2 separate regions of the Homo sapiens genome follow, and region 2 is linked to region 1. A link is an interaction called in ENCODE POLR2A ChIA-PET data of the cell type or tissue named here. Cell type or tissue: A673. All regions are shown on one strand. Links, peaks and the distances in the headings refer to the core of each region. The heading gives the core; the rest is flanking DNA.

Region 1 (16,390 bases), core at 3,305-11,304:
GGATGTGTGAATAAGCTGCCCAGAGGGCCGAGGCAAGATTGAGAATTAGTGCCTTGAAACTGAAAAAATGTGCTTTTAAAACTTTTACTTGGGAAAATTTCCAGAACGGCACAAAAGTAGAGAAGGCAAGTAACCCCTTCATACCCACCATTCAGATTCAACAACAACTCATACATTGCTGTTCTTGTTTTTTTCAGGTATCCATCCCCCAACACAAATCTCAAAATGTCAGTTGTCATGTCATTTCACTGCAATAGGCATCTGAGGGAGGAAGGGAGAGAGGGAGAGAGGGAGGGAGGGAGGGAGGGAAGAAGGAAGGAAGGAAGGAAGGAAGGAAGGAAGGAAGGAAGGAAGGAAGGAAGGAAGGAAGGAAGGAAAAAGAGTTTTCTTTGTAACCACAATGCTATCTTCACAATTAACAAAACTAACAATTTACAAATGTCATCCATCACTCAGTCCATATTTAAATTTCTAGACAATTGGGAACACAGAGGAACACTTTTTAAACGGTGTGATACTCTTCATGCAATCAGAGCAGATGTGTGTAGGAATAAATGAGGACTGGAGGGCTTGTACTCAAATCCTCTCAGAACATCCAGTTGACCCAAACTAGAATGGAGTCTTGCTAAGCTGAAAAAGCAAATTATCTCCTTATACTTAATCAGTGCAATAAAAAGGAAAAATGTGCATTTCAGTTTCGCCCTGTGCTTGTAATCTCAGGATTTCAAAGGTACTGGAGGGTCATGTTCACCCCCTTCAAAGGGCACATATTGGTCTCCCTGTGAAACAATGTGAATAAAAGAGTCCCTGTACATTCGAAGGGGGAACATTACAGTGCCCACTTGTCGTTACTTACATCAAAGGCTCAGAAAAAAAAAATGATGAGGATTTGTACATTTGTCCATGAGCCAGGAATTGTCCATTAACTTTCTAAATGATTCGGTCACAGTCTACTGAATTTGGAAGAACTGCCAAGGATGAAATAGCTTTTCCTGCTCAACTGGAACTAAAGGAAAGTGGCTTGAGACAGAGAGTGATAAATGAGAGAAAGATCAAAATCACCGCAACGCCTACAGCTTGCTTAGAAGAGACTTGGCTTTCATCTTATCTGGTAGAGCTCCTCCTTGCTTGAAAATGAGTGCATTCTAGTTACAGCTAACATTTTTGAGCTTTCACTCCAGCCCGGGCACTATTCTCAAGACCCTATATGCCTTAGCTCATTTAATCCACACAACCCTTTGAAGTAGGTATGATTATCATGCTCGCTTTTACAAATTAGGAAACTGAAATGCAGAGACATTAAGGTATAATTTGTCCAAGATTACAGAGCCAGTAATTGGAAGAGGCAGGGCTTGAACCCAGGGCATCTAGCTCTGGCCTGCACTCATAACCACTGTGTTATAGCATGTTGGGAGGAAACACTCTGATTTGTATATACATAGTCTCGTCTGATATTGCCTCCATTGTTTACCTTTATCTCGACGCTTTTGCCACTGTCTTCATTAATCTCTCCTTACCCACCTGTCTTTCTAAATGAAGCTGTGAGCTCCTTGAAAGCAAGGACTGCTATGTCCCCACAGTGCTTAGCAATAGCAGACGTTCATTAGCTGCACATCCAATGTAACAGGTCCAGGACTCAGGTGACACAAGTGAGGCACTGACCTCTGGTGCAAAATTGAAGGGGGCTCAAAAACACTTAGTCATCAATATCAATCATGTTTTAATGCATTTTTTTTGAGACAGGGTTTCACTCTTGTTGCCCAGGCTGGAGTAAAATGGTGCAATCTTGGTTCACTGCAACCTCCGCCACCCGGGTTCAAGTGATTCTCCTGCCTCAGCCTCCTGAGTAGCTGGGATTACAGGTGCGCGCCACCACGCCCAGGTAATTTTTGTATTTTTAGTAGAGACGGGGTTTCACCATGTTGGCCAGGTTGGTCTCAAACTCCTGACCTCAAAAGATCCACCCACCTCGGCCTCCCAAAGTGCTGGAATTACAAGCGTGAGCCACCATGCTCGGCCCAAACTTGGTATCTTAAAAATGGAATTTATGCTTTAGCTAAGAACGTCAAATGGCACAACTAAATGAAATCGGTGGGTAAAAAAATGGGAGTCAAAGGCTTTAGAGGTTGCTAACTAACACATTATCAGCTGCTTATATATAATATTGAAAACTGTGACTTTACTGCTACCATTTTAAAAGAATTCATAACTTATTCAAAAAACATTTAGTCAGTATGGACCATGGAGTCTTTCCCTTTTTAATTTTTTAATAGAACTGCCAATGGACCATAAAATGTCCCCAAAACCCTGGTAATCAAGTAATTTATTAGCCACCAGATAAACCAACATTAAATGAAATGGCCGTGTATTTTATTTTAAAAAATCAAAACAAAGCCTAGTCACTACTCTCAATGAATAATGAAAAAGACAAAGTAATCAAGTAATTTATTAGCCACCAGATAAACCAACATTAAATGAAATGGCCGTGTATTTTATTTTAAAAAATCAAAACAAAGCCTAGTCACTACTCTCAATGAATAATGAAAAAGACAAATAAACCAACACATTCAGTTAACAAACGTTAAAGTTATAAGAGACATCAGTTCTAGGAAACTCTTTACGCTGGCCTGAATCATTTGAGGTTGGTCCTGTTATTTCAAGCAGATTGGTACTGAGGTGACAGCCATTTACCAACACTCTTGAAAGGCCCTGCTAAGAGGACATCCTGCTAACAATGACTCATTCATTAAACTAACATTCACTGAGCACCTACCATGTACCCATGTTATGAATGGTCAGTGGCCTGAATGTGTCGCCCCAAATTTCAGATGTTGAAATCCTAACCTCCAAGATGATGGTATTAAAAAGTGGGGCCCTCGAGGAGGGATAAGGTCATGAGGGCAGAGGATTCATGAACTGGGATTCTGCCCTTATAAAAGGGACCCCAGAGAGAACCCTGCCCCTTATGCCATGTGAGGACACGGTAGGAAGGCACCGTCTGTGAAGCAGGGAGCAGGCCTTTGCCAGACACTGAATCTGCCAGCGCCTTGATCTTAGACTTCCCAGCCTTCAGCACTGTGAGAATTTCTGTTGTGTATAAGCCACCCAGTTAATGATATTTTGTGATAGTGGCCTGAACTGACTAAGACAGCCAGGTTGTGTGTTAGATGCTGGACACAGAGATGCAGAGGTTAGGTGCACAGAGATGCAAATAGTTAGGGCTCTACTTTTAAGTGGGGTGGGTGTGGGAGAAGGTCAGCAGGAAACAGTTATAAAACATTTAGAGATCTACCAGGAGGGATCCAGGGAAGGCTTCTCAGAGGGGCTAGGAGCATGCCAGGTTGAAGTTGTAGTGTTTGAAAGGACCCAATAGAAAGCCCTTCCCCACTTGAGACCTGAATCACTCATGGACAAAGACAAAGAAGTTGGCAGTTGGAGAACAAAATATCATCTTTATGACTGATAGGACTGGTATTAGAGAAGGTGGCTTCCACCTGCCAATGCTTACCCCCCAAATTAGACTGACCACCCACCCAGCATCCTTGAACCAGGGCAGACCTTGCCCACTGCAGGGGCAGAGCCTACCTCTGGAGCAGTGGAAAATGGTGACTCCTTGGGGGCAGCTTGTACCCAAAAAGGACAGGGTGCACAATACATGCCCACATGTTGTCTGTATGGTATGAATAGTGTGATATAAATGTGCATGTGTGTATAAGTAAACTTTAATCTAACTCCTAGAGGTAGTTAGCTAGAACTTGAAATACCTACTCAGAAATCCATATTCCAGAGATGTTGAAGTGCTGCAAATATTGTTATCTAAATCTATAACCAGAGAATTTGTTAATACGTATAATATGTATGTTATAAATACTTTTTATTGGTAAATGACTGGCGTTTGATCTATATCTATGTATATGTGTGTGTGCATATATATATAAGATATATCAGTCTAGAAAGATTTTGCAGGCCCAACTGCCTTTGCACAAACGAAGTATAAGGATCTGGCAAGCTGAGTCATCTAATATCTTTGGAGCAGTAGCCTGGTTTGAAATTCTCATGGGTCCTATGCCCGCCATGTCATGGAGGACTCAGCTGGAGACTTAACTATAGGATCGGCCAGTCCCATCATCAGAATTTTGTTGCACCCATCTTGGAGTGAACCCTTCCTGTAAGGTGCCTGTTGGAATGCACAAGGACAGAGAGTGGGACGCCCACGAGTTTATGAGACCATGTTTTTGTGCCTACTTGCTGACAAACAGACATTTGGTAGGATTTGTTCTAAGACTGGCTTTTGTTAGAACAGACCACCTAGTAGCTAGGTTGTCGGGTGGGGATGTATACTGCATCCTACTTTTCTCTGCTAGAGCTTACCCAAATGAAACACCACAGACTGACCACTGAAGAATGGCCGAATTGGACTGGGTCAACTCGCTGCAGCCTTTCCAAGCTCACTAATCAGTTGAGTCACTTCTCTCTAACCCCAGAGCCGGAGAGGGCAGGTGTGTTACACTTATCGCTGTCCGTTCACGGGAAAGGGGAAATCAGTAGCAGGGAATAAGAGATTCTCACAAACAGTGGATAAGCCAGTGTTCCAGGCAATAGGAACTGCATGTATGAAACCACAGAGGCCTGATGAGCACGTTCAGGGAATCATAAATCATTCAAGGCTCCTGGAGTATGAAGGGCAACAGGGGGAATGGTGGGTGATGAAAGCAGACATCAAGGCAGGGATCTGCCGCAAATCCATACAAATAATTTAAGAACCATGGAGCAGTTCTAAGTAGGAGGCAAACAGGATGGGATCTGCATATTAAGGACATCACTTTGCTGGCAGGGTGCAGCAGAGAGGGGCAGCAGCAAGACTAGAGGCAGGGATACCAAGAAAGTAAGCAAATGCCAAAAAGAGATGGGGAAATGGCCTGAACTGAAAGAGCAGAAGGGAGATGGTGAAGGAGGGAAGAACATGGATGCTATTTATTTATTTATTTATTTATTTATTTTTGAGCTAGGGTTTCACTCTGTCACCCAAGCTGGAGTGCAGTGGCTCAGTCTCCGCTCACTGCAATCTCTGCCTCCAGGGCTCAAGCGATCCTTGTGCCTCAGCCTCCCGAGTAGCTGGGACTACAGGCACGTGCCACTGCACCCAGCTAATTTTTGTGTTTTTTGTAGAGACGGGGTTTTGCCATGTTGTCCAGGCTGGTCTCGAACTCCTGATCTCAAGTGATCCACCTGCCTTGGCCTCCCAAAGTGCTGGGATTACAGGTGTGAACCACCAGACCCGGCCCATGAATTTAGAAAGGAGAATTGGAAAGATCTAATGATTGAGTACATATACAGGGTAAGGGAGAAAGGCATGTAGGGTCATCTTCATTTTTAAAGTCCATAAGTAGGCACAAGTCATAGAGAAGCATTCAATCTACACATATTTATTGAGCCACTAATGTCTAAATAATAGCAAATTTATAGCAGTAGCTAGAAATTGTAATGTATAAAAATGGTCAAACAAATGGAAATAGTAGATTGTATTTCCAAAGATGACTGCCACAAACACAAATTTCCAAGTGTGAAATCCTTCTCTCTGTTGTCTAGAGAGTGCCTAGAAGCCATGAATCCCTTAATATGTGTTCCTCATGTTCAACAGACGATTAACCTCTGCTTAGGTAGTGCCTGGCATGCAGTAGTCTCTCAATAAATACCTGCCGAATAAATGAGACGATAAATCTAGAAGAAGCATAGTGCCCTTGTATGTCAATTGTCTGTTGCTGTGTAGCAGATTACCCCAAAACTTAGCATCTTAAAGAATATCGATTATCTCACAGTTTCTGTGGGTGAAGAATCAGGGGACAGCTTGGCTGGGTGGTTCTGGCTCAAGGTCTCCCCCAAGGCTACCATCAAGGCATCAGCTGGGACTCCAGCCATCTCAGACAGACTTGACGAGGCTAGAGGCTCCCCTTCCAAGCATACTCATGTGGCTGTTGGCTGGAGGCCTCAGTTTCTTGTCTTGTGGGCCTCTCCAAAGGGCTGCTCACCCATGGCAGCTGGCTTGTCCCTGAGAAGATGATGATGATGATGATGATGATGATGATGATGATGATGAATGTGTGTGCGTAAACAAGAGAGAAAGAGAGAGCCATGCCACCCTGCCTTTTATAATCAATTTTCAAGTCACATGCCATCACTCGTGTCTTATTCTATTCATTAGAAACGAGTCACTACCAAAGGCCAGCCATCACTCTCGGGATAAAGGATCACACAATATCAGGAGGTGGGGATCATTGGGGACCAACCTGGAGGCCACCTACTGCACCTTGTGAATTGTTAATAGACGACATAAGTAGCAGCCCCCAAATGCTCTGACAAATGTGTTCTTTGCTGGTAAAGTGATTATAAATTATTTGTCAACCTTTCTCTCATAGTTTTGCAAACATGGTAACGCTATCACCTCTTTGCTCTTCAAATGCAAAAGGCACTCACTCCAGCAGGTAAATGGACGGTAATAACAACTACCTTTGCACTGCAAATAGTCCAGGTAGGTTTGGATGAATTGCTTGGAGGCTGTTTTCGTTTGTGTGTTTTGAAGCACAAGATTGTTCCTTGACTAAAAGGAAAAGTTTGGTCTGTTTTCCTCAACCCCATCTTCACCAACCCAGCAAAACAAGATACCAGGTCAAACATAAAAAAAGACCAATGGACTCTGATAGTCCATTTCATTTAAACCTTTGTTCTAAGATGACCTGTGATAAGACAAGCAAAATGTCTCTATAATCAGGAGTTTTCCCATGAAAGCGGTCAGTGTTTTCCAAAGATCAAAACGTGAATTTGCTTCAGGGAAGGAAAAAAATCATTTTATTGGTTAAAATGCTCACACTTTCTGTCTCATGAAAAATTTAAAGGAAAACTAAATGCTTTGTTTGTTAATGAACTTACTAAAGGGTGATTTGGGCTGTTAGCCAGAAGCAAAAACTGGTCTCCTAGGAGTATTTTCTAGTTGGTATGCCTTTATGGTCATTGGACGAGTTAGAGATTGCTGCCTATTTTTAGCCCATTATTTCTGCCGACTCAGGCAGCGCCTGCACGGCTCTTCATTCCATGGGGTGCGTCTCTTCATGCCTGTTCCAGATAAAAACCTCAGGGTAAGCAATTAAACCTTCCCTGGGAGCAAACAAAGAAAAGTGGAGAAAACAATTTTTCCCTTTTACAGGGCATTTGAATAAAGGAATCCCAATAGAGAAATGAAATTTGTCCACTTGGTATCAAATAAACTAAGAAAATTTCCCTAAATTAAGCTGTGGGTGTGAACATTTTCACACCGCCTTTCTCCCCAAACGGTTTTGCATGGTGCTGCCCAAGCTGACCCAGATGTTCGGCATCAGTCTTCCATGATGACGTCTTCGCCTTGGCTGGCGGGAGCTCAGTGTTTGCTCTAGCTGATTTTTCCTGAACTCTGTACCCCCAAGACCAAGTGCATCTTAGACCTTTACAGTTTTGTATCACCTTGGCAAACTCTGTGTGACTGGTAACCTTAGCCATAAAAAAGGCTTTTAAAACATTTGTTCCATAAAGTTTTTCCTTTGAAGTGTGCCTCTAGTTGGCATTTTGAATATCACGTAACAAACTCAGACTCGGCTTTTGTGCTCATGTTGGCCACGTGGCCATAGGGCCTATTAAGTTTTGACTCTGAGGCTGATTAATGGCTAGAAGCAAGTTTATCACCACCGATAGATCTTTGAGGAAAGGTAGCATTTCTCCTTTCATTAACCAGCTACCTTTTCTAGCAAATGTTTAAGTAACAATTTACGTTGGCGTCGACTAGTGCTTCTCCAACAGTAATGTGCAATGAATCCCAGACATCTTGTTAAAATGCAGATTCTGATTTAGTTAGGCCTGAGGTGGACACTGAAATGCTACCTTTCTGATGAGTTCCCAGATTATGCTGATGTTGCTAGTCCCAGACCAATTTTGAGTTTCAAGGCCCTAGAGCTCACCCAATAGTGATTAGAAGGCAAAAATTGATTTGCTTTCACAGAAATTTAGTCCTTGCTCTTAGATGAGAAACAACAGCTTCTCACCTAAAGAGATTCTCTCTCTGTCTCAGGGCAAACTTTTGAATATCCCTCTGGCTAATCAGCTCGAATAAAGAAAATAGAGTTTGAGCCACTGTTAATCTAATAGTTTAGCGTTTAGATCGATAAACACGTTCCTTGCTTCTAATAATTTATAGTAAGTAATGGAAATTGGGTGGACATTTTTAGTGGTTTGTCTTTTCTCTACAAAATGTCAGCACTTTAGCTGTGGCTTATTTACTTCGTTTGAAGTGACCTCAAATGCTGCTCAGGAAACACTCTACAAGCTACTTTAAGATAATTAATCACATTGAACTAGTGATTGGCTTTTAAAAGCCTTTCTAATGCCAGTACATTCTCAAGGACTTTTGGTGTCATTTCATCAACCTCCTCCCCTCTCCTTTCTCTCTCAACTGGCTCATGGCCTGCAGACCACAGAAAGCTTCCCAAACTCATTGATTAATACTAGTAATTGCAAGTAGCAAGATGGAGGAGCCCATTTCTTTAAGGATGCTTCATCTAGCTTCAAGAAGCAAACTGGCTAAAAGAGACTGCCAGTGGGGCACCAGCTGACAGAGAATTAGCAGCAGACTACAGAAAACCAACTCTGTTGGTTACTGGACAGCTGTCAGCAAACCTAGAAGACTGGCCACATTTAGTTCAACACACACGACTGAATTTAGCAGAACATGTTTGCTTTGGGGTCTTTTTTGTCACTTGGAGAATATGGGGTCTACCTGTGATTCGCACTGGACCTCTCTCTTGGATTGGATTGATTTGCCAAGGTCTTGTCAGAGTAGATACCCAGGACAGAAATAATGCAATTTCACAATTTCTATCTAAGTTGTTCCAATGTCTTGGGGGCCCTAGAACCTGTTTGTTTTCTAATAAGGTAGGGAGATTTACCTTAATTTTACAGAAAAAAAGAAGAAGCTACTTTTTGCTGCATTACCCTAGATAGAGAAGCCTCAGGAACCACACGGTCTGGGTTCAAATCCTAGCACTGTTTCATTACTAGCTATATGGCCTTCACATAAGGTGACTTAAGTCACATAACCTCAGTTTCTATATCTGAAAAATGGGGATAATAAAAGTACCTCCTCTATAGAGAGTTTGAAGGAATACCCCCCTGGCACAGAGGAAGTGCCCAATAAAAGCTACCTATTATTTGAATACCATTCAACACAATTAACTGCAAAATATCCAACATGGAGTATTGCAGCATAACCTACTATCAGTTTCTGTCTGTGTAATTCCAAAACAACAGATCAATTGTCTGCACCAAGTCAAGCCAATGGTTTGGTGATGTGATAAGGTAGCTGTACCTGCCCATCATCAGAGCATAGCAGATGTAATTGTTTCTACCCACCCTCCCAACCCATGAGGGCTTGAGTGAGAACATAAGTGATGAAAAATGCTTTGAGAAGTTGAATGTCCCACACCAAGAAACCCCACATACACAGTAATAATTACTATAAACTACACTAACATACTACAACCCTGAATTTTAGTTATAGTTTTGATTTTCTAAAAACCCCATGTGGCATAGGTCAACCCATATCCAAGTGTGTATTAGACCTACTGCCCTGAGGCCGGGCGCGGTGGCTCACACCTGTAATCCCAGCACTTTGGGAGGCTGAGGCAAGTGGATTGCCTGAATTCAGGAGTTAGAGACCAGCCTAGGCAACACAGTGAAACCCTGTCTCTACCTCTACTAAAATACAAAAAAATTAGCCGAGTGTGGCAGTGTGCACCTGTAGTCCCAGCTACTTGGGAGGCTGAGGCAGGAGAATTGCTTGAACCCGGGAGGTGGAGGTTGCAGTGACTGGAGATCACGCCACTGTACTCCAGCCTGGGTGACAGAGTGAGACTCCAGGAAAAAAAAAAAAAGAAGAAGAAGAAGAAAAGAAAAAAGAAAAAGATCTACTGCCCTGAATTAGGTGCTGTGGGAACTTTAAAGATGATGTAAGACAAAATTTCTGCTTTCGAAGGTTTGGCAATCTATGTTGGAGAGACCAAGTGACTGCAATTCACTAAGAGGACGGGGAGCAGTACAGATTCAGAGAGTCATGGGAGATTTTCTAAATGCCATCATAGGAATAAAATATCAATTGGTTTATCTCTATTTGAAACTCGGCTTTATATCTTAATGAATTCCAATTCACTCCTACAATGGCCAAAAATTGTGTGTGTGTATGTGTGTGCAAATTTGTTGCCCTAGTCTAGTTTAAAGCCACTATTTTTCCATTTTTCATTCATTCAGCAAATATTGATTGAGAGTATGTGTGCCAGGAATTGTGCTCTATTTATTCTAGTTACAATTGTATACACAAGCCTGGAGTCCTTCAGGCAGTCGTCTTTGCTAAAATGAACAAATAAGGGTAAAAACTTTCCACTCTTCAATTAGGCAAAATATCTATGTAGGCCAATTTTAAGGCGTAGGATTCGTTTTAGAAGCAGTCATTGAGACACTAGTGGAGAAATCCAAAATTTAAATATTCATAGATGTGTACCAAAACCAGAAATGGTTCTCAGTACCTTTACAGTAAAAGCAGAGAGCCTGTCGCCTGCCTGAATGTTCCAATGTCGTTCCATTGATACTTACGGTATTATTATAATATTAATGGTAACCTGATTGGTTACAATCAGACCCTCCCTTCAGGAATCCTGTAATAATATCCCAAGTTGCAGGATGCTGAGGGTAAAAAATCATTGTGCAACTACACAGATGGAGCCATTTTATGTCCAGCTACAGCACACAATCTTTGACACTACAATCTTGTCATGGGTAGTGACTATCTGGGGCCGGTGGCCTAGGTGATAAAGGAATTTACCAAGACAGTAGTAGGTAAAGAAAGGCAGATTTCTTAAAGAAGGTAAGAAAATATGTTGCAAGGCTGTAATGGGCAGCACAGCAGAGAAGGGGCTATCTGCAAAGAGGCAGGGGCTGGAGGGAAGTTTTATAGGGTCTTGCTGGAGGGGGCTACATGTGGAACAAGGTTGTACCCACAGGTTGTTTGTGATTAGCCATGTCTCAGGAAAATTATTCATTGTTCTTTCTCACCTGAGGCCCTCCTCCACCTGGGGCCCCTTCCTCATTGTTGCTTACTTATCAAGACTCCACAAATCTGTTTATGAATCAAGAAATGTTATAGCTTAAATCCCAGGGCTCTCCTGCCCCCAACAACTCTCTGAAAAATGCTGGAGAATATGTTGAGGCAAACAGGTTAGAAAAGCTCAAAATAGAAACAAATGCTTGATGAGCGTATCACAACTGTTGACACTTCAGCCCTGTGATAAGGTAGCTGTACCTGCCCATCATCAGAGGATGGCAGATGTAATTGTTTCTACCCATCCTCCCAACCCATGAGGGCTTGAGTGAAATGTAAGTGATGAGAAATCCTTTGAAAACTTGAATGTCCCACACCAAAAAATCCCACGTATACAGGGAAGATCAGTATCAGGGAAGGGAAGTCAGGGAAGATCTTGCTGTTTTTATAGGGAAATCTTTTCCCTTGAAATCACTTTGGAGAAAACATATTTTTTTTTTTTTTTGCCATTCGAAAAAAAATCTTTACTTATAAAATAGAATGAAAAAACTGAGCCCAAACACACAAAAGCCTTAAATTCATGCTTCTTATAATTTCCTACTGTAGTTCTGCTAGTTCTTAAATTTCATGATGCTCAAATTCTCCTTTTTGCATATCTTTTGTAGGTTTTCTCCCTCTCTGAGCAACGGTTGCCAGAGTCTTTTAGAATGACTTGTATTTGCTAATTGGATTAAAGGCCCGATAACGGCATAGATTTTTTTTTTTTTTGCAACATCCTGGTTAACATTCCTAATCTGGGCAACAGATGTTTCCACACCTTTTTGCATCTTGTGTTCAGTGATTAAGGTAAGGAACTCTTAGAATCTTCTAAATGATTCAAATTCATTTTCCACACAGTTGAAAGTGGCAAGTCATTAAGATAAAGGCTTTGAACCTCAAATGTTATAAACAGGAGGTGAAAGAAGGTGGAAAAGGGAGGGGAGTCTGTCCTCTTGTTCTTATTGTTTTCCCTATTTCTCTCAATTCTCAGAACCATCCTTCCATTTAATTTATTTATTGAAGCAGTTAATGCCTTTTATTATTCCATGCATATGGATAAAAAATATTAAAATGCACTTACTAAGTGGAAAAGGAAAGATATTTCCAACTTAGATGGTTACACCACTTTCATTACTGCGAGTTCATGCACCTAAAATACCTTAAAAAGGCAGGAAAAATTTTTTCCTGTCAGAAAAAGAATGTACTAAATTAAATACATGAATAAAACCCTCCCCGATTCCTCACAATAATTGTGTCTCAACTTGCTTTTCTTTCATTCAATGTTTATATATGTTTTGTAGGCCATTGGTGTTTGAGAAAATGGGAGGAAAATTGTTTGTTTGTTTATTTATTTATTTATTTATTTAGAGATGGAGTCTTGTTCTGTCACCCAGGCTAGAGTGCAGTGGCACGATCTCGGCTCACTGCAACCTCCACCTCCTGGGTTCAAGCAATTCTCCTGCCTCAGCTTCCCAAGTAGTTGGGACTATAACCTCCTGGGTTCAAGCGATTCTCCTGCCTCAGCCTCCCGAGTAACTGGGATTACAGGCATGTGCCACCACGCCTAGCTAATTTTTTGTATTTTTAGTAGAGACAGGGTTTCACTATGTTGGCCAGGCTGGTCTTGAACTCCTGACCTCAAGTGATCCACCGGCCTCAGCTTCCCAAAGTGCTGGGATTACAGGTGTGAGCCACCGTGCCCAGCCAAAATGATTATTTTAATATCAAAGTTGAGGTCTGAATGAAAAAATATGGTTTCTAATGTTCAAGTAGTGTTTTTTTTTAAAAAAGCACAAAAGTCTTGTTACAGCAGCACCCTAGTTGGACATGTTAACAAAATTAATTTTTTTAAAAAAGTTAAATACTACTAATAATGGGAAAAATCCTTTGGCTGTGTTTATTGGTGAGACTGATTAATCTGGCATTATAAAAACCTCACCTTTTCCACAACCAATATACTTGGAATCAAAGATGTGTGGGGCCTCTGTCTACATAGATTTGATACAAAAGCCTTGGTGTGCATAAAGAAATGGAGATTCTTGGGTCCTGCACACAGAGATTCCAATTTGATACATCTGAAGTTTGCCTGGGAATCTGCATTTTTAACCAACAGCCCTAGATGATTCTGACGTTGGTAGTTCAGAAACCATTCCTGGAGAAGCCTGATGCTGTAGCTCGACTTAAGATCTGCAACAATGCAACCCAGCCTGACATCCTTCAACAAAGATCCTCAGGGAGTTGACTTGAAAATGGTTTGATATCTTGAAATACATTCAGAATTATCCTCAATTATGACAGTTGTATTTTGCTAAACACCTTTGATCTTGTCACCAAACTCCTCTCGCAATTAGCGAATATGCAAGGACATGTCTGGTAATGCTTTACTAAGCACATTATGCGTTTGGCCAGAACTCTCTGGTTAGATAGTAGAGATGGGGTCACCTAACTCACCCAGTTTTGAAATTCAAATAAAGTGTTAGGATTCAAATAAAGGGTTCTTAGCCTACCACCATTATATATCAGAGTACTAATTGTCATTTAGAATAAATACTCATAAATGACATCTACATATATATTTTTTGAGACAGAGTCTCACTCTGTTGCCAGGCTGGAGTGCAGTGGAGTGATCTTGGCTCACTGCAACCTCCGCCTCCCAAGTTGAAGCAATTCTCCTGCCTCAGCTTCCCGAGTAGCTGGGACTACAGGCGCGCACCACCAGGCCCAACTAATTTTTGTATTTTTAGTAGAGACAGGGTTTCGCCATGTTGGCCAGGATGGTCTCGATCTCTTGACCTCGTGATCTGCCCGCCTCGGCCTCCCAAAGTGCTGGGATTACAGGCATGAGCCACTGCACCTGGCCGATATCTACATATTAAAAACACGTCAAAAGGCTAAAAGGAAGGGGTTGAAGACCCAGTTATTTTGACAATCAGTATATAGTATAGTCTGTTTTGCCAGACTTCACCAGGTATTGTTTCTGTTTCTCTTTCAAAATCAGTTTCGATGTATTCATGCAAGCGAGATTGGAGGCTTCTGGTGAATTCTAGAGTTCTGGATGGCCCCTGAGTCATTTGTCCCTCATCACAAACACTTGGAGGTGGCTACAAGAGAGAATGGCTTTTCTTCCTCTGTGTGAGTGGTAGAGCACCTCTACAAATGAGGCCAAACAAGCTCTCACAAATGAGGCAGATGGAGGAGCTCCTGTGGGAGCCGGCTATTTCCTTCCTCCATACTTACCCCTCTTTTCTGCTCTGTTGCCACCCTGGAGAAAGGAAGGGCAATGTGGCAGGAGACATTATATACTCACAGTTCTTCCACTTATTCCCTTCACTGTGCCAGGGCTTCACTGGGAGAGCATGCTTCCTTCTCTGTCCCATTGACTTTAAGCTTGGCCATAAGACTTGCTCTGAAAGTGGGAGGAAATGATAATGAATAAGTTCTGGGTTAAATTGCATTTGTTTGTTTGTTTGGAGGCAAGGTCTTACTCTGTTACCCAGGCTGGAATGCAGTGGCACGATCATAGCTCACTGCAGCTTCAAACTCCTGGGCTCAAGCCATCCTCCTGTCTTAGCCTTCGGAGTAGCTGGGACTACAGGCATGCACCACCATGTCTGGCTTATATATTTTTTTTAATTGTTTTTGTAGAGATGGAGTCTCACTATGTTGCCCAGGCTGGTCTTGAATTCCTGACCTCAAGTGGTCCTTCCACCTCAGCCTCCCAAAGTGCTAGGATTACAGGCCTGAGCCACCACACCTGGCCCTGGGCTGGATTGTTAAAAGGCATTAGGCATTTCTGCCAGGGCCTTCTTGCAGCCCTGTCATCTACCATGAGTAGAGCATGCCCCAGAGATCTGCTGGCTCCAGAATGAGACACATATACTCAGTCTGACTTGCAGGCAGCATTAAACACAGCAGCTACAGCCAATCCACAGACACATGAGTGAGAAAAATAAACATCATTTTGGTAAGCCACTAAGATTTAGGGGATTGTGTGTTATGCAGCAGCAACATAGCATTAGCTGACTGATACAGAAGGGTAATTGCTATTTACCAATGGCTCATTCCTTGCCAAGCACCATTTACATTAGCTCCTGTAATCTACAAAATTTCCTTCTGAAGTGTACTGATCCTTCCACCTTTCATAAAACATAAGCTCAGCTAAGGCAAGGCCCCAGTGATAACCACTCAGTGGCTGAACCAGCAATTCCAATTCACATGTGCTCATGTACAAACATGGTGATTATTTCACGGCCCTCTCCTACCTTCCTGAAGTTTACACCACACATAGTAGCAGCAACAACATAAAAAACAATTTTGCTCTTCTATGAAGGGCTTTACAGTTCAATGCACTTTCATGTATCTTCTTTCATCAATAAGAAAATGTCCAATTACTAATTGGGGCAACACCTTGTCCTGTTTAGTTCTGTTCCAGATTGAATCACGGTCCATGCGATTTGAAATGGTAAGTCTTTGGCTCAGAAAGTATCATGCTTTAAAAACCACAGGAAGGCTTAAAATAGACTGGAATATTCGGAGGTGCCAGGTATGAAAGAAAATCCACCAGATAAAAACCAGTTGAGCCAGTGTTTGGAGCTTTAGTTGACCAAAGCAGGCAGATGCCATAGAAACTACTCAGGATCTCACTCTGCTGCCCCACTGGAAGAGATAACCACTCAGAAGACACCAGCAGCATTGTCACTATTGCCTCTCAGAAGAAGCAGCATTTTTTTTTTTTTTGAGATGGAGTCTCACTCTGTTGCCCAGGCTGGAGTACAGTGGCATGATCGGCTCACTGCAACCTGTCCACCTCCTGGGTTCAAGCAATTCCCCTGCCTCAGCCTCCTGAGTAGCTGGGATTACAGGTGGGCACCACCACGCCCGGCGAATTTTTGTATTTTTAGCAGAGACGGGGGTTTCACCATGTTGGTCAGGCTGGTCTCAAACTCCCGACCTCATGATCTGCCCACCTCGGCCTCCCAAAGTGCTGGGATTACAGGTGTGAGCCACCAGGCCCAGCCAGGAGCAGCATTTTTCAACTCTGACTGCACACTCAAATCACCTGGAGAACTTAAGAAAAAGAAATCGCTGGGCCCTGCTTCCAAGCAAACTGAATCAGAATTTCTGGATTTGAGGCTGGGCCCCTGCAGTTGCGAAAGCTCCCCGGGTGATTCTACTATGCAGTCAGGGTTGAGTCCCACTAACCTGAAAGAGACAAGCAATGTATTTGCTGACGTTTAC
Region 2 (16,390 bases), core at 4,231-12,230, 76 kb before region 1:
TATTTTAGGCTTTGCAGCCAAAATGGTCTCCATTGCAATGACTGAACTCTGCTGTTGCAATGCAAAAGCAGCCATGGAAAACATGTAAGTGAATGAGCGTGACTCTGTTCCAATAAACCTTCATTTACAGAAACAGATGGAGGGCCTTGGGCCATGGTTTGCCAACCCCTGGCCTAGAAAAATGCTATATAAAATTGCAACCCCTCACGGCTTCCTGTGCCTCTTTCCCAAGATTCATTTTCCTCCACAGACACCACCTAACACCATCTAACTGACCGTGTATTTTACTCAAATACCGTCTGCTTCACTCACTGGAAGATAAGCTTCTTTGCCGAAGGCAGAAGTTTTGTCTGCTTGGTTTACTGTTGAGTCCCCAGTGCCTGCAAAAGTGCCTGGCACATACTAGGGATGTTATAAACATATGTGAAAAGAATGCATGGCTGAATGAATGGAGAGGTTTTGAAAGAGTTGGACATACTATTGGGAAAGGAAGGCAAATCTATGCCAAGTAAAAAAGGAAACAGAAAGATAACGACATCTGAAAACGGGAAGAAAAGCGATGGCAAATGAAAGCAAACTCAGCTTTGCGATTCCTCGCGGGCAAAGGGTAAAAGGATTATTTGCAAAACCAATTTTGTGAGTTGTGAACATATGGAAGAACTAGAGCTTTATAAAACAATTTCCAAAGTTAAGTGGTTAAAATCTAAAGGAATTATTGGTTGGATTAAGATTTAGTTATGAGAATAGCTTGAGGTGTGTTTCAAATCAACTAATCATGAGATTGTGTGTGTGTGTGTGTGTGTGTGTGTGTGTGTGTGTGTGTGTAATTCCTGCTCTTCCCCCACCCTGGCAACTGTGAGTTCAGTTGTTCTCTGGGAGTGGTTTGTGGATAAAGCAAAGGAAGAAAAATGAGCTAGAGCTACATGTAGCCAAGAGAATCAATCTCACAAAAATAGTATTAAATGAGATGAAAGTTGCAAAATGTGAAAGTAAAAAACACACCAATCTTATAAAGCTTAAAAGGCATGCGAGTAGCATTCTCTCTTGCTTAAGGACATATTCCTATGTAGGAAAATATAAAGAAATGTATTAGAAGGATAGCCAGGCACGGTGGCTCACGCCTGTAATCCCAGCACTTTGGGAGGCCGAGGTGGGCGAATCACTTGAGTCTAGGAGTTCGAGACCAGTCTGGGCAACATGGTGAAACTCTTTCTCTACAAAAAATACAAAAATTAGCCGACCCTAGTGGTGTGCACCTGTAGTCTCAGCTACTTGGGAGGCTGAGATGGGAGGATCATTTGAGCCTAGGAGGCCAAGGCTGCAGTGAGCTGGGATGGAGCTACTGCACTCCAGCCTGGGCCATAGAGTGAGACGCAATCTCAAAAAAAAAAAGAAATGTATGAGAAAGATAAACAACAGTTTCAGGATAGTGCTTACCTTTATGCACTTTTGAAAACTGATGCAGGGCCAAAGTTAAGCACCTCCAGCTGTTACCCCATTAATGGTACAGGTTCAAAGGGGATGGAATTCCACATGCAGCACATACTGAACCAGCAGTGACCCACCCTCAACAGGTCCCCAAGAGCAAAGGCCATACAGGAGTCAGACCCACGTGCCTGATTTCCTGACCCAGTGTTCTGATTGCCTGAGCTAATTATCCACAAGCAGCTGTTCCCAGCAATAACAAGCCATAAGAAGTGGCTCGCTTTACTTCAGGTACCATTTGGATGTTAGTAGGGGAGGAAGATGAAGTATTGCGGTGAAAATATTGCCGGGTGTGGTGGCTCACACCTGTAATCCCAGCACTTTGGGAGGCCAAGGCAGGCAGATCACTTGAGCCCAGGAGTTCAAGACCAAAGTGCTGGGATTACAGGTGTGAGCCACCACGCCCGGCCTGGACTCCCTCTTTAAAAGGCAATGTCTTTCACATCACTCATAGATGCAAAAAAGCAAGATGAAGGACTCATTTCTCTTATTTTAAGGGGTATTTTGCAGGAACTGATATGAACATAACTCTGAGGACTAGGACAGGCCTTGGCAAAGTTAACAAGCCCACCTCACTTGAAGAAAATCAATTTCCTCTTTAGTACTCTTTGTGTCTTCTAGGTGGGGGCCATTCCCAACTTGTAGGTGCCCAGTGACCTCATACTTTTTCACTGGCTCTCAGGAGAAGGCCTCGCATGGAGGCCCATCGACCAGGTTCTGTGCTCATTTAAATTATAACACTTTAAACCAAGGAAATGAATCTCTAATTGTGGAATTTCAGATTTCAGCCAGATCAACAGATGAGATACTGGTGGGGGTGGGGAGATGGGGGTGGAGTCATGCACAGTTATTGCTGTGGACTTGTGTGTCCCTCCTGCCAAATTCATATTTTGAAGCCCTAACCCCCAGGGTAACCTGTCTCTCCCTCTCCCTCTCCCTCCCCGCTTCCCCCACCTCTCTCTGCCAACTGAGGACACAGTGAGAAGGCAGCTGTCTATAAACCCAGAAGAGGGAACTCACCAGAACCTGACCATGCCAGCATCTTGATCTTGGACTTCTCGGCCTCCAGAATTAAGAGAAATAAATTTCTGTTGTTTAGACCACTCAATCTATGGTATTTTGTTCTGGCAGCCCAAGTTGACTAAGAAAGTTACAGGGTAGTGTCAGAGGCATTTGAGCCAGAGTGACTCCATCTTGAATAGGGACTGGGTAAAATAAGGCTGAGACCTGTTGGGCTGCATTCACAGGAGGTTAGGCATTCTTAGTCACAGGATGAGACAGGAGGTCGGCACAAGATACAGGTCACAAAGACCCTGCTGATAAAACAGGATGCGGTAAAGAGGCCAGCCAAAATGCACCAAAAACCAAGATGACGACAAAAATGACCTCTGGTTGTCCTCACTGCTCATTATACGCTAATTATAATGCATTAGCATGCTAAAAACACTCCCACCAGCGCCATGACGGTTTACAAATGCCATGGCAACATCAGGAAGTTACCCTTTACAGTGTAAAAAGGGGAGGAACTCTCAGTTCCGGGAATTCCCTGCCCCATCCCAGAAAACTCACGAATAATCCACCTCTTGTTTAGCATATAATCAAGAAATAACTCTAAGTATTCTCAGTCGAGCAGCCCATGCCACTGCTCTGCCTACGGAGCAAACATTCTTTATTCCTTTACTTTCTTAATAAACTTGATTTCACTTTACTCTATGGACTTGCTCCTAATTCTTTCTTGTATGAGGTCCAAGAACCCTCTTTTGGGGTCTGGATCGGGACCTCTTTTAGTAACAGTAGCAGTCACCTAGCCATCCACCCTTATTGTTTTAATAGATGTTTTAACATTAAAGCTAGCCCTGTTGATACCACGTGTACTCTCAAAATACCAAATCCAAAGGACTAAGTGTCTAATTAGGACCCCCAAGATGCCCAAACAGAGAAACAGGAGTCTGGCCTGGGGGCAGCACAGCCTGGCAGAGGTATGCAAAACTGTGAGACATCCAGGACAGTGTGCCCAGTGAGGCCACCCTCCCAAACATCTCTGCCTGCTGTGGGTTCCAAAGATGAGACAAACCATAGAATGGGGAATTTCAAATACAAGGTCTTGAGGGGAAAAGGCTGGGTCCTATCACACGTCTGAACATATAGAGGGGCCCAGGCAGCCCTAAAATCCCCTAAAATGCACTAAGAGGCATAGATTGTGCCAAGGTTCAGATCCACTTCAGTCTGGGGAAGAAGGCAGGAGGAGGAGAAAGCTGAGGACATGGCTAAGAGGAGCAGTGACCATCGATGCAAAGCTTCGGAAACGGATGTAGGTAGGCCCTTGAAACTGAGTGTCAGGGGCTCTGTTCTGTAAAGGTCTGAGAAGGACTCCTCATCCCAAGAGGCTATGCAGAGAACCCACCACAGAGAAACTCAGTGAGGGAGGCCTGTGGAAGGGAGTTGGCTGCAGCCAGGATGTGGTTTGTAGGAGCCCCCGGGATGTGATCAAGCTTCTGAGGCAGAACTCAGAGATACACCCTCTGGGTACAGGTCAAAAAGACCTGAACTAGCTTGACTGGGGTGTCCAGAAAATCAACTCTGTTGACCAGATCCCAAAACAGCCCGGGAACAGAGAAGCATTCTCTCCATTATCAGGCTTATTTCCAGCCATCTGACTGTTTGGTGTCACGCAGACAAAATATCTAGATACTGGTGAGATGCCCCTCAGAAGAAACCCCATGGGGCTCCCCCTTTTTTTATAATAGGATTTTATTAAAATTAACAAAAGGAATTCCTGACTGTTGACCAGTTTTGCCTTAGTTGGGTTCCTTCAGAAGGTAACTCTGCTGGGTGTGGTGGCTCATGCCTGTAATCCCAACATTTTGGGAGACCAAGGTGGGTGGATCACTTGAGTGAGGCCAGGAGTTGAAGACCAGCCTGGTCAACATGGTGAAACCCCGTCTCTACTAAAAATACAAAAATTAGCTGGGGGTGGTGGCGGGTGCCTGTAGTCCCAGCTACTTGGGAGGCTGAGGGAGCAGAATCGCTTGAACCCGAGAGGTGGAGGTTGCAGTGAGCCAAGATCACACCACTGCACTCTCGTCTAGGTGATAGAGCGAGACTCTGTCTCAAAAAAAAAAAAAAAAAAAAAAAAAGTAACTCCAAGGCTGGGCGTGGTGGCTCATGCCTGTAATCCCAGCACATTAGGAGGCCGAAGTAGGCAGATTGCTTGAGGCCAGGAGTTCGAGACCAGCCTGGCCAACATAGTGAAACCCCGTCTCTACTAAAAATACAAAAATTATGTGTTTTGTATTTCTTCTTCCTTCTTTCTTTTTCTGCTGCTGCTGCTTCTTCGAGATGGAGTCTTCCCATATTGCCTAGGCTGGTCTTGAACTCCTGGGCTCAAGCAATCCTTCTGCCTCAGCCTGAGTGTTATTCTCTTTGACTCATCCATGAAAGTGGATCCAATGTGTCTATGTATATTTTTTAAATTAAACTTTTATTGTAGTACAAATTATACACAAGGCCATCAGCAGTAGAAAGGATAAACCATGGTAGTCATGCAGTGGAATATTATTTGGCAGTGACAATCATCCAACTATAATTAGTTGCTATTTAGGCCATGTTAAATAGGCCTTTGCAGGGACATGGATGAAGCTGGAAACCATCATTCTCAGCAAACTAACACAAGAACAGAAAACCAAACACCACATGTTCTCACTCATAAGTGGGAGTTGAACAATGAGAACACATGGACACAGGGAGGGGAACATCACACACGGGGGCCTGTAGGGGGATGGGCGGCTAGGGGAGGAAAAGCACTAGAAGAAATACCTAATGTAGGTGATGAGTTGATGGGTGCAGCAAACCACCACGGCACGTGTATACCTATGTAACAAACCTGCACGTTCTGCACATGTACCCCAGAACTTAAAGTATAATAAAAAAAATTTTTTTAAATACAAAAATTAGCTGAAATACCCCGTCTCTACTAAAAATACAAAAATTAGCATGGTGGCGTGCACCTGTAATTCCAGCTACTGGGTTGGGAGAATCACTTGAACCTGGGAGGCGGAGGTTGCAGTGAGCCAAGATCGCACCACTGCACTCCAGTCTAAGCGACAGAGCGAGACTCTGTCTCAAAAAAAAAAAAAAAAAAAAAAAGAAGAAGAAGAAGAAGGTAACTCTTTGGCACATATTCGAGATAAGTAGTTTATCTGGGCTGTGACCCCAGGAAACACAGATAGAATGGACACGTGAGTTGGGGCAGGAAGGCAGCCAATAGATGGCGTTATCAAGCCAGTCACCACTGGGGGCAATGGGAGTTTAGTCCTTCTGGGGAATTCTGGGAGCCAGTGTAGAACACCGGTCTGAATTATCCCACTTGAGGGTATGGATCCACTGACTTGCATCAGGCATTGGTTGAAGGCTGCTCCTGGGGTGGGGTGGGAGCTGTTAATTCCCTGGCACTTCCAACCTGCAGCATGGATGTGTAAAGAGGGCCCCCACAGAGAAATGTGCAGCTCGTGGCTGGAAGGTGACTGGTGTGTACTATAATGGTGGGGCCAGGGATGTTGAAACAGACACCTAGTTGCTCTGGAATGAATGAGGAAGTGTGCGATAGTGAAGCCAGGAGAAAAAAGAGTGGCTTAATGCCTGCCCCACCCCACTCCTTTCTCCATGTCAGTATCTGGGATAGTGTGTGTTTGTGTGTGTGTGTGTGTGTGTTTCGGTTTGGCGTGTGTTTGAGGTTAGTGGTTTTTCTTCAGGTGTTATGAGATATTTGAGGAGAGTCCAGGTGAGGGAGATTTGAAAGAAGTTGCTATTCCAGGTTAAAAAAAGAGCACTGCGGCTGGGTGCAGTGGCTCACGCCTGTAATCCCAGCACTTTGGGAGGCCGAGGTGGGCAGATCGCTTGAGGCCAGGAGTTCGAGACCAGCCTGGGCAACATGGTGAAACCCCGTCTCTACTAAAAATACAAAAATTAGCTGGGCGGTGGTGGCGGGCACCTACAATCCCAGCTACTCGGGAGGCTGAGGCATGAGAATCACTTGAACCCGGGAGGTGGAGGTTGCAGTGAGCCGAGATCATGCCACTGCACTCCAGCCTGGGTGACAGAGTGAGACTCTGTCTCAAAAAAAAAAGAAGAGCCCTGGGCTTTGTCTGCTGCTTTAATGCAGGCTACACACAACCTGGTTCTGCCGGCAGTGCTGAGAGGACAAGCCCAGAGGGGTACTTGGGAGAGCTGTTTATCATCCATCAGTGGGCAACGGGCAAATGCTCCATATAATCCCCAGGAACATGGAGGCAGCTATGTTCTAAAGCTTCGCTACTCAAAGTGCAGCTCCCCCGCCCCAACAGCAGCATCACCTCACCTAGGAGCTGCAATGCAGAAATCTCTGGCCAGTCCCAAACCTGCTGAATCCGCATATGCATTTTAACAAGATCCCCAGGCAATCGTTTTGCATGTTGGCATTTGAAAGGCACTGCTGTGCATGACACTATCTGCTAATCGTTTTCCCTGCCTAAAAATTTGTCTCCCACCAAAATCAAATGGAATGTATTTGCTTCATTTCAGACAATATTTGCTCTATCCAGTTGGTCAAATGACCAGATTAGCTGAGAGGAGACAGAGAAAAATACTACTGTCAACCAATACACCACAAAATAAAGCATAATTTAGTTTTTTAACCCTCCTTCTTTCTTCCTTTCTTTGTCCTTTTTACTTTTCCTTGGCAAGACTAGGAATCAGTGCTGAATAAGCCTGTACCATTCTAAAGCTATTCGGGTGGTAAACCTTTACCTCTATATCTGCAAAACACATTCAGCAGTTCCAGGAGTTTTGTTTTTTGTTTTTTTTTTTTTTTTCATTTCAAAAGAAATACAGCTGGGGGTGGGGATGGTGGGGGCAGGCAGGAAAAGAAAAAGCAAGCTAAAATTCTTAAGATATTTTAAAATGATGATATGATATAGGTAGTTGGTAAAGGAAAAAATCAGCATAGAAACCAATTATTAGAAAAAAATTAAAGTATAGGCTGGGCGCGGTGGCTCACGTCTGTAATCCCAGCACTTTGGGAGGCTGAGGCGGGCGGATCACAAAGTCAGGAGATCGAGACCATCCTGGCTAACACGGTGAAACCCAGTCTCTACTAAAAATACAAAAAATTAGCCAGGTGTGGTGGCACGCACCTGTAGTCCCAGCTACTCAGGAGGCTGAGGTAGGAGAATCGCTCCGGGAGGTGACACAAGGTTGCAGTGAGCCGAGATCGCGCCACTGCACTCCAGCACTCCAGCCTGGGTGACAGTGAGACTCCGTCTCAAAAAAAAAAAAAAAAAGAAAAAAGAAAATTAAAGTGTAAAAACAACTAATGCTAGAACTTAATAAAAAAAGTTACAGAAAGCCAGGTGCGGTGGCTCATGCCTGTAATCCCAGCAGTTTAGGAAGCTGAGGCGGGCAGGTTGCTTGAGGAGTTCAAGAAAAAAAAAAAGTTACAGAAAGAAAGTCTCATCATTGTCTATGGATACAGATGTGTGAGTTATGTCCAAAGGTGGCTACTAATCCTAATTGCATTCAGAGGAGAAAATAATTGACAGTAACCATAAAAACTATTAATAATCTATTTAAAGCATTCTTTTAGGTATTTACCTGGTAGTAATGCACATATATGTTCACTACAAGATAGGCAAGAGAATCACCCACAGCACCACTCATAAAAGCCAAAACTGCTGGAAACCAAACAAAGGCCATCAGCAGTAGAAAGGATAAACCATGGTAATCATGCAACGGAATATTATTCGGCAGTGACAATCACCCAACTATAACCACATGCAACGATATGGAGGAAATTCACAAACAATACTGAGCAGAAGTCAGGTAGCCTGTCTGGTACCACATATAGGAAATTTAAGAACAGGCACAATATGTGGCATTTGAGGGAGAACAGTAGTCACCCTTGGGGGGCAGTGAGTGAAAGGAGGCAAGAGGAGGGCTTCTAAAGGCTGCTTGTGTGGGATTCTTGATCTGGGGGCTGGTGACAGGGATATGCACAGTTTGTGAAAATTCATTGAGCTGTACATTTGTAATGTGTATAATTTGTACTTCAATAAAAGTTTAATTTAAAAAATATATGTAGACACATTGGATCCACTTTTATGGATAAGTCAAAGAGAGTAACACTCAGGCTGAGGCAGAAGGATCACTTGAGCCCAGGAGTTCAAGACCAGCCTGGGCAATATAGGGAGACCCCATCTCAAAAAAGAAGAAGAAGAAGAAAGAAGAAGGAAGAAGAAGAACGCTCTAAATATGTCCATGAAATACTACTTGACACACTTGCCTGCTTTCATAAGGATGGCTGCTTGAAATGATGAATCGTGATGAACAGGTGATCAATATCACAAGCTGAGTAATGGCGCCCAGCTCTTGACTCATGTATGAACTGTGAATACAATAAGCATTTGGCCCAGTTTAAAAAAAAATCCTACTGGGTCAAGGGTGATGGTTTCTCCAAATACCCCAAAAACATGTGGTATATTTCTGTCAAAAAGCGAATCATCTGCTGACAAAATCATTAGTCGTGTTCATTGGTACAGATTTTTTCCTGGAAGCTTTAAAATCCACTACAAGAGCTTTCCCAAAAATCACACCAATCTTCAAATAATACCTCAAAGGGAAACCACTTCAGTATACATCTTCCCAATCTTCCTCACTCTCTCCCCACATATTCAAGTCATGAATTTTAGACCAGTACAAAGTACTAAACATTTTTTGGTGCCCTTTTCTCAGATTTCAATAACACACACGGCTTATCACTTGTGTTATACCAGAGCTAACGTTGAAATGGGCACAGGAAATGATACTATTAACAAAGGCAGAGAAGAATGCCACTTCCTTTGCTATCCCCTTCTTCCCACCTAAAAATCCACGTGATCCTCCCAAATGAAGTGTTTCAAAAATTTACACGACAGAATCCCAAGATAAAACATGTCGATTTTGTGGAATCTGAGAACCAGTCTTGTAGTTAGGAGGGCCAGGAAAGTCCCACACTGAAAAATGTGACACTAATGATCCCTGGAATTCTATCACTGTTTTTTTCTTGGTAAAATGTAATTCCCCTTTGTCTAGAAACCCTAATAATCAGGATCCTAACACAGAAATATGAATCTCTTTATCAGATGATTGTCTTCACTGGAAACTTCTAGACTAGCCCCAGACACAAGAATGTACTCTTGGGGAAAGACAACAAGAGGACATTTAGTGAGTATCTTCCATGTGCTGAGAATCATGCATGAAGGATTAAATGTATCATTTATTCATCAAATATTTATTAAACACCAAAATTGAATACTACATGCCAAATACTATTCTAGGCACTGGGGGTAAAGATGTGGACCCTGCTCACATTCTAGTGTGAGGAGGGTGGAAGGAGGAGAAGAGAACAATAAATGTACAAATCAACAAGGAAATTAACAGATAATAAATACAGCATTGAGAATTAGAGTAAGGTGAGATGATATAGAAGGTAACCTGGTGGCTATTTTGGATCAGGTCATCAAAGAGGAGATATTTAAACTGAGATCTGAATGATGAGGAACCAGCAATAAGAAGATAAAGGAGGGACCAGGCGCGGTGGCTCATGCCTGTAATCCCAGCACTTTGGGAGGCTGAGGCGGGTGGATCCCTTGAGGCCAGGAGTTTGAGACCAGCCTGGCCAACATGGCAAAACCCCATCTTCTCTACTAAAAATACAAAAATTAGCCGGGTGTGGTTGCATGCACCTATAATCCCAGCTACTCAGGAGGCTGAGGCACAAGAATCACTTGAACCCGGGAGACAGGGGTCGCAGTGAGCCAAGATTGCGCCACTGCACTCCAACCTAGGTGACAGGGAGAGACTCTATCTCAAAAAAAAACAAAAAACAAACAAAAAAAAAAAACAAAAAAACAGAAGATAAAGTAGAGGACAGAAAGAACATTCCAGGCAGAACAGTTAGTATAAAAGACTAAAATGAGGTTAATGTGCTGGAAGAATCAATAAAGAAGCACAGTCAGCAAGAGAGATAGAAGAGGGGCAGGGACTAGAACATGGCAGACTTCCATAGTCCAGTAGGGAATGACACAATCCAACTAATGCTTTTAAGAAGATACTCTAGCTGCCATGTGGATATTGGATTCTAGGAGGCCACTACAATCATCCAAGAAAGAGACGGAGAAGGATGGAAGTATAGTGGAATAGTAGGAGTAGAGAGAAGTGGGAAGACTTGGGATACGGTTTAGAAGCCAAATTGACAAGATTTGTTGATGGGTTGGATGTGGGGCATGAAACTAGTAGGTGTGGAGCCTGAACGATGGAGTGAATGGTGATGTCATGGACTGAGATGGATTTCACAGGGAGAGAATCAGGTTTTGCATGAGGGTGACAGGGAATCAGGATTTTGCTTTGGAAAATATTGAGTTTGAGATGCCTCTTAGAGATTCATGCAAATTATTAAGTCTTAAGTGTAGGAAAGGTCACAACTGGAGATACTGGCATCTAGATGGAATGGAAAGCCATAGGAATGAATGGGCTCATCCCAGGAGAGTAGGTAGAAAGAGAAGAACAGTTCCCAGTGCCTTGGAGGGACATCAACCTTCATAGGTAGAAGAGAGGATGAGGAGACTTAGAATGAGCTACCAGAAAGATAGGAAAACCAAGAGAGCGTAGGATACTGGAGGCCACAACAAGAAAGTGGTCAAAGAAGGAGGGAATGACTGTCAAATGCTGCCGCCAAGTAAAACATGGTAAGTAAAGAAGTGATGGCTGTATTTGCCAATGTGGATATACTGAGGACTGACAATGTGGTGTGATAAAATATGAGCATCCTTTTAAGAAGATCTTCTGAGAAGGAGTGACTAGAAATGGGGGTGGGGAATGAGTGGAGGAGAATATGGAATTGATGAAGATATTAGACATTAGAGCAGGATTGTAAGCTGATGGGAATGATCTAGAACAGGGAGAGAGGAGTTCATTAGGCAGAAAAGAGAGAAGGAAACAATGCATAATTAAGTCCTTTACAATTTGTGCACTAAAATAATTAAGTATAGTAATGAATTGCAGACCTATTTTGAAAATATGAATTATTTGATACCAAAAATAAATAGATGAATCAATCAATAAATAGGGGAGAAGGAAGGGCTCTGGACCAAATGTGGAGGGAATACTAGAGTCGAAAATTATTATTTTCAACCATATTAAAGAATAGATCATACAAAAATCATCACTGGATGCTAAATCTAAAGGGAATTATTATTATTATTATTATTATTTTCAGACAGGGTCTTGCTCTGTCACCCAGGCTGGAGTGCAGTGGTCCGATAATGGTTCATTGCAACCTCGATCTCCTGGGTTCAAGTGATCCTAATACCTCAGCCTCCCAAGTAGCTGGGGCCACTGGCACATACCACCATGCCTGGCTAATTTTTTAATTTTCTTTGTAGAGACGGGGTCTTACTATGTTGCCCAGGCTGGTCTGGAACTCCTGGGCTCAACTGATCCTCCAAGTAAGCCTCCCAAAGTACTGGGATTACAGGCGTGAGCCACCACACCTGGCCCTAGAGGGAAATTTTGAGCAGGATATTTGTGTCTTCCCACAGACTGTGGATTTGGAAAGAAAAACCAATAACTACACAGTGGAGAAATTAGACAATGCCCTGGCCAAGTGATCAAAATTAACATCACCAATGAGGAAGAGATGGACATTATGAGCCTCCAAAATAAGATACCCTGAGAAGGATATAATGTCATCCACGCAGTGTTCAGGCTAAAAATGCATAACCTGAGTCCAATCACAAGAGACATCAGACAAACCAGACATGATTAATGTTCTATTAAAAAAAAAAAAAAAAGGCCGGGTAAGGTGGCTCACACCTGTCTGTAATCCCAGCACTCAGCACTTTGGGAGGCCAAGGCAGGTGGATCACGAGGTCAAGAGATCGAGACCATCCTGGCCAACATGGTAAAACCCCGTCTCTACTAAAAATACAAAAATTAGCTGGGTGTGGTGGCTTGTGCCTGTAATCCCAGCTACTCGGGTGGTTGAGGCAGAAGAATTGCTTGAACCCGGGAGATGGAGGTTGCAGTGAGCCGAGATCGCGCCACTGCACTCCAGCCTGGCGACAGGGTGAGACTCTGTCTCAAACACAAAACAACAACAACAAAAAAAAAACCAAAAAAAAAAAAAAAATCAACGTTACAAAGGACAAAGAAAGGCAATAGAAGTGTTCCAGACTAAAAGAGACTAAGAGACATGACAACTAGATGCAACAACTCTAAACCTGCCGGTGCGGTGGCTCACGCCTGTAATCTCAGCACTTTGAGAGGCTGAGGCGGGCAGATCACCTGAGGTCAGGAGTTTGAGACCAGCCTGGCCAACATGGCAAAACCCCATGTCTACTAAAAATACAAAAATTAGCTGGGAGTGGTGGTACGTGCCTGTAGTCCCAGCTACTCGGGAAGCTGAGGCAGGAGAATCACTTGAACCTGGGAGGCAGAGGTTGCAGTGAGCCGAGATTGTGCCACCGCACTCCAGCCTATCTCAATCAATCAATCAATCAATGCAACAACCCTAAACTGGATCCTGTACTAGAAGGAAAAAAATGCTGTAAAGGATGTTATCAGGTCTATTGTCAAAATTGGAATACAAACGGCAGATTAGATAACAGTATCTTATCAAAACATTTACTGAGATTGATAACAGCGCTGTGATTATTTGAGAGAATATTCTTATACTTAGGAAATCCCTACTGAAGGATTTAGGAGTTAAAGTTCTTGCTGCATGAAATTTATCTTCAAATGGTTCAGGAAAATCCTAGGTACACGAGCAAGAGTGTAAATGATAAAGCAAACAGGATAAAATGCTAACAACAGAGGAATCTGGATTAAGGGCATGGGGTGTTCTTTGTACTTTTTAAAAAAAATGTTCAGCTCATTTGTAAAGTTTAAAATTATTTCCAAATAAAACGTTAAGGCCGGGTGCGGTGGCTCACGCCTGTAATCCCAGCACTTTGGGAGACTGAGGCAGGCGGATCACCGGAGGCCAGGAATTCGAGACCAACCTGGCCAGCATGGCGCAACCCCATCTCTACTGAAAATACAAAGAAAAATAGCCAGGCGTGGTGATGGGCACCTGTGGTCCCAGCTACTCAGGAGGCTGAGGCAGGAGAATCACCTGAACCCGGGAGGCAGAGGTTGCAGTGAGCCGAGATTGCACCACTGCACTCCAGCCTGGGCGACGGGGCAAGAATCTGTCTCAAAAAAAAAAAAAAAAAAGTAAAAAAAAAAAAAGTCCCTGAGAAGACAAAGAGGATGAGGGACCCAGAGCCCAGAAAAGCAGCCAGTTTTTGATCCATTAGGGGCATTTCAGTCACAGCTTCACAGTGGCACTGGGGAACACTTTATTTGCACAAATATGGGCCTGTTGGGGGTCCAGGTAGTGGGTTATGAGGAGGCTCCTGTTGAATGAGCCAGAATCAGCAACTGATCTAGGAGGGGCAGAGGAAATAAAAGGTGTCAAACAACTGTTTTGGAGAATGGAAAAACAAACCCACTAGGCAAGCATGGTAGGACTGCAGGCCATGTTGAAGGTCCATTTGAGGTTTATTAAGGTCAGGAACAAGACCTGGACATCGGTATTGATTTATCAAGCTCCCCCAGTGATTCCAGTGGGCAGCGGGCTTTCAGAACCACTGTGCCACGGCAGGGTTTCTCAACCTTGGCACTATTAATGCTTGGGCCGGATCACTGTTTGTTGGGGTGAGGGTGCTGTGCTGTGCACTGTAGGATGTTTACCAGCATCCTCGACCTCTCCCCACTAGGCGCCAGTAGCACCTCCAAACCCTGCCAGTCATGACAACTAAAAATGTCTCTTGACATTGTCAAATGTCCCCTGGGAGGCAAAAATCACCTCCAGTTGAGAACCACTATGCTAAGCCATAAACGTGACAGGCTTACAAAGGTCAGGAATTGTGCGCACTCCTTGCTCTAGCTAGGAGCTTGTGATGAAGAACACAGGCTCTGAAATCAGATGGTCTGTATTCAAACCCCGGACCTACTGCTTACCTTCTGTATGACCTTAGACAAGTAACTTAACTTCTCTGTACCTCAGTTTCCTCATCTGTAAAATGATGAGAATTGTACCTGCTTCAAGAGGTTGGGAGGATTAAATGAGTTAATAGATGTAAAGCAATAAGGGTAGTAACTGCTCAGTAAATATTAGCTATCATTATTATTACGAGAGTGTCAGAAATATAGTGGATACCAGGTGAGTGTGTATTGGTTAATGAACTGCTTACATTAAAATACTCCACGCTTAACCTAAAGAAATTTCCACACTAACATTGGAACAGAAAGGCAGGGCACATTATACTTCTCTTAGGACAAGTGTCAGATTTTATCTATATTCTAGGCTCATTCATTCGGTCATTTGACACGTGGATAAAGCACCTACTACGTCCCACTGTTCTAAGTCCTGACAACACAATGATGAGCAAACTACACAAAGTCCCTGCCTTCCTGGAACTTATATTCCAGGAAGGAAAAGAAGACGCAGCATCAGTAAACAAATAACTAAATAACATAATTGCAGGTAACAGTGATATAAAGAAAACAAAAGTGGGATAAGGGAATGGACCCTTCCTGTGGTAAGTGGGGAGTACGGTTTTAGAATGAGGGTTAGAGAAGACTCAGATGAAACAAAGAAACTATCTGGTGAAATGGTGTTCTGGGCAGGTAGCACAGCAAACGCTTGGCTTGGGTGAGGAACATAAGCACGGAGGAGGCTGTGTTTGGAGAAGTTGAGAATAGGGAGTAAAGGAGGTACCAGTGAGGCCCTAGGGATTGATTGTAAGTGTGGTAGGAGGCGGCGCGGTGGCTCCCGCCTATAATCCCAGCACTTTGGGAGGCCGAGGCAGGAGGATCACTTGAGGCTAGGAGTTCAACAGACTGGCCAACACGGTGAAACCCTATCCCTACTAAAAATACAAAAATTAGCTGGGTGTGGTTGCATGAGCCCAGGAGTTTGCGGCTGCAGTGAGCTATGATCACACCACTGCACTCCAGCCTGGGCTACAGACTGAGACCCCATCTCGTCTAAGAAAAAAAAAAGTGCAGGCCGGGTGCAGTGGCTCATGCTTGTAGTCTCAGCACTTTGGGAGACTGAGGCAGGAAGCCTGCTTGAATCCAGGAGTTCGAGACCAGCCTGGGCAACACAGGGAGACCCCGTCACTACAAAAACTTTTTAAAAATTAGCCAGGCATGGTGGGGCAAGCCTGTAGTGCCTCCAGCTGCTCAGGAGGTTGAGGTGGGAGGATCGCTTAAGCACCGAAGGTTGAGGCTGCAGTGAGCCATGATCATGACACTGCACTCCAGTCTGGGCAAAAGAACGAGATCCTGTCTCAAGAGAAAAAAAAAGTCCGGGCGCAGTGGCTCATGCCTGTAATCCCAGCACTATAGGAGGCCGAGGTGGGTGGATCAACTGAGGTCAAGAGCTCGAGAAAAGCCTGATCAATATGGTAAAACCCCGACTCTACTAAAAATATAAAAATTAGCCAGGCATGGAGGTGTGAAACTGTAGTCCCAGCTACTAGGGAGGCTGAGGCAGGAGAATTTCTTGAACCCATGAGACAGAGGTTACAGTGAGCCAAGATCGCGCCACTGCAGTCCAGCCTCAGCAACAGAGATTCCGTCTCAAAAAAAAAAAAAAAAAAAAAAAAAGTGTGGGAAGAGGTCATTAGAGGAGTTTGAGTCATGGACTTATAAGACTGCATGTATTGGCTATTCTGTGGGGTCAAAAGTAGACACTGAAAGACTGGTTTAGAGGCTACACAGTAATTCAAGAGAGAAATAGGTAGTTACACTGATCTCAGAGCATAATAAATGAACTTACTTTGCA

The links. ChIA-PET counts read pairs that join two places held together with the same protein. Peaks named below come from ENCODE experiments on the same cell type or tissue, not always from the same donor. Only the 100,000 strongest peaks of a DNase experiment are listed, where the experiment ranks them.
Region 2: POLR2A ChIA-PET joins it to region 1 with 7 read pairs; 1 of 35 experiments calls an interaction of 5 or more read pairs at or near these places.

Annotation. Positions count from the first base shown.
Region 1 is chrX:19,176,906-19,193,295 of GRCh38, forward strand. No RefSeq gene overlaps it. Among named protein-coding and RNA genes, the nearest start is that of ADGRG2, 63 kb to the left of the region's middle. In A673, for the core only: no CTCF peak of the experiment used is centred there; a DNase peak (open chromatin) is centred at 7,076; H3K27ac peaks cover 4,043 bases.
Region 2 is chrX:19,100,320-19,116,709 of GRCh38, forward strand. All of the region lies in intron 1 of ADGRG2 (adhesion G protein-coupled receptor G2), which reads right to left. Among named protein-coding and RNA genes, the nearest start is that of ADGRG2, 14 kb to the right of the region's middle. RefSeq lists an enhancer at 6,674-7,303. In A673, for the core only: a CTCF peak has its summit at 5,756 (motif pointing right); a DNase peak (open chromatin) is centred at 5,792; H3K27ac peaks cover 693 bases.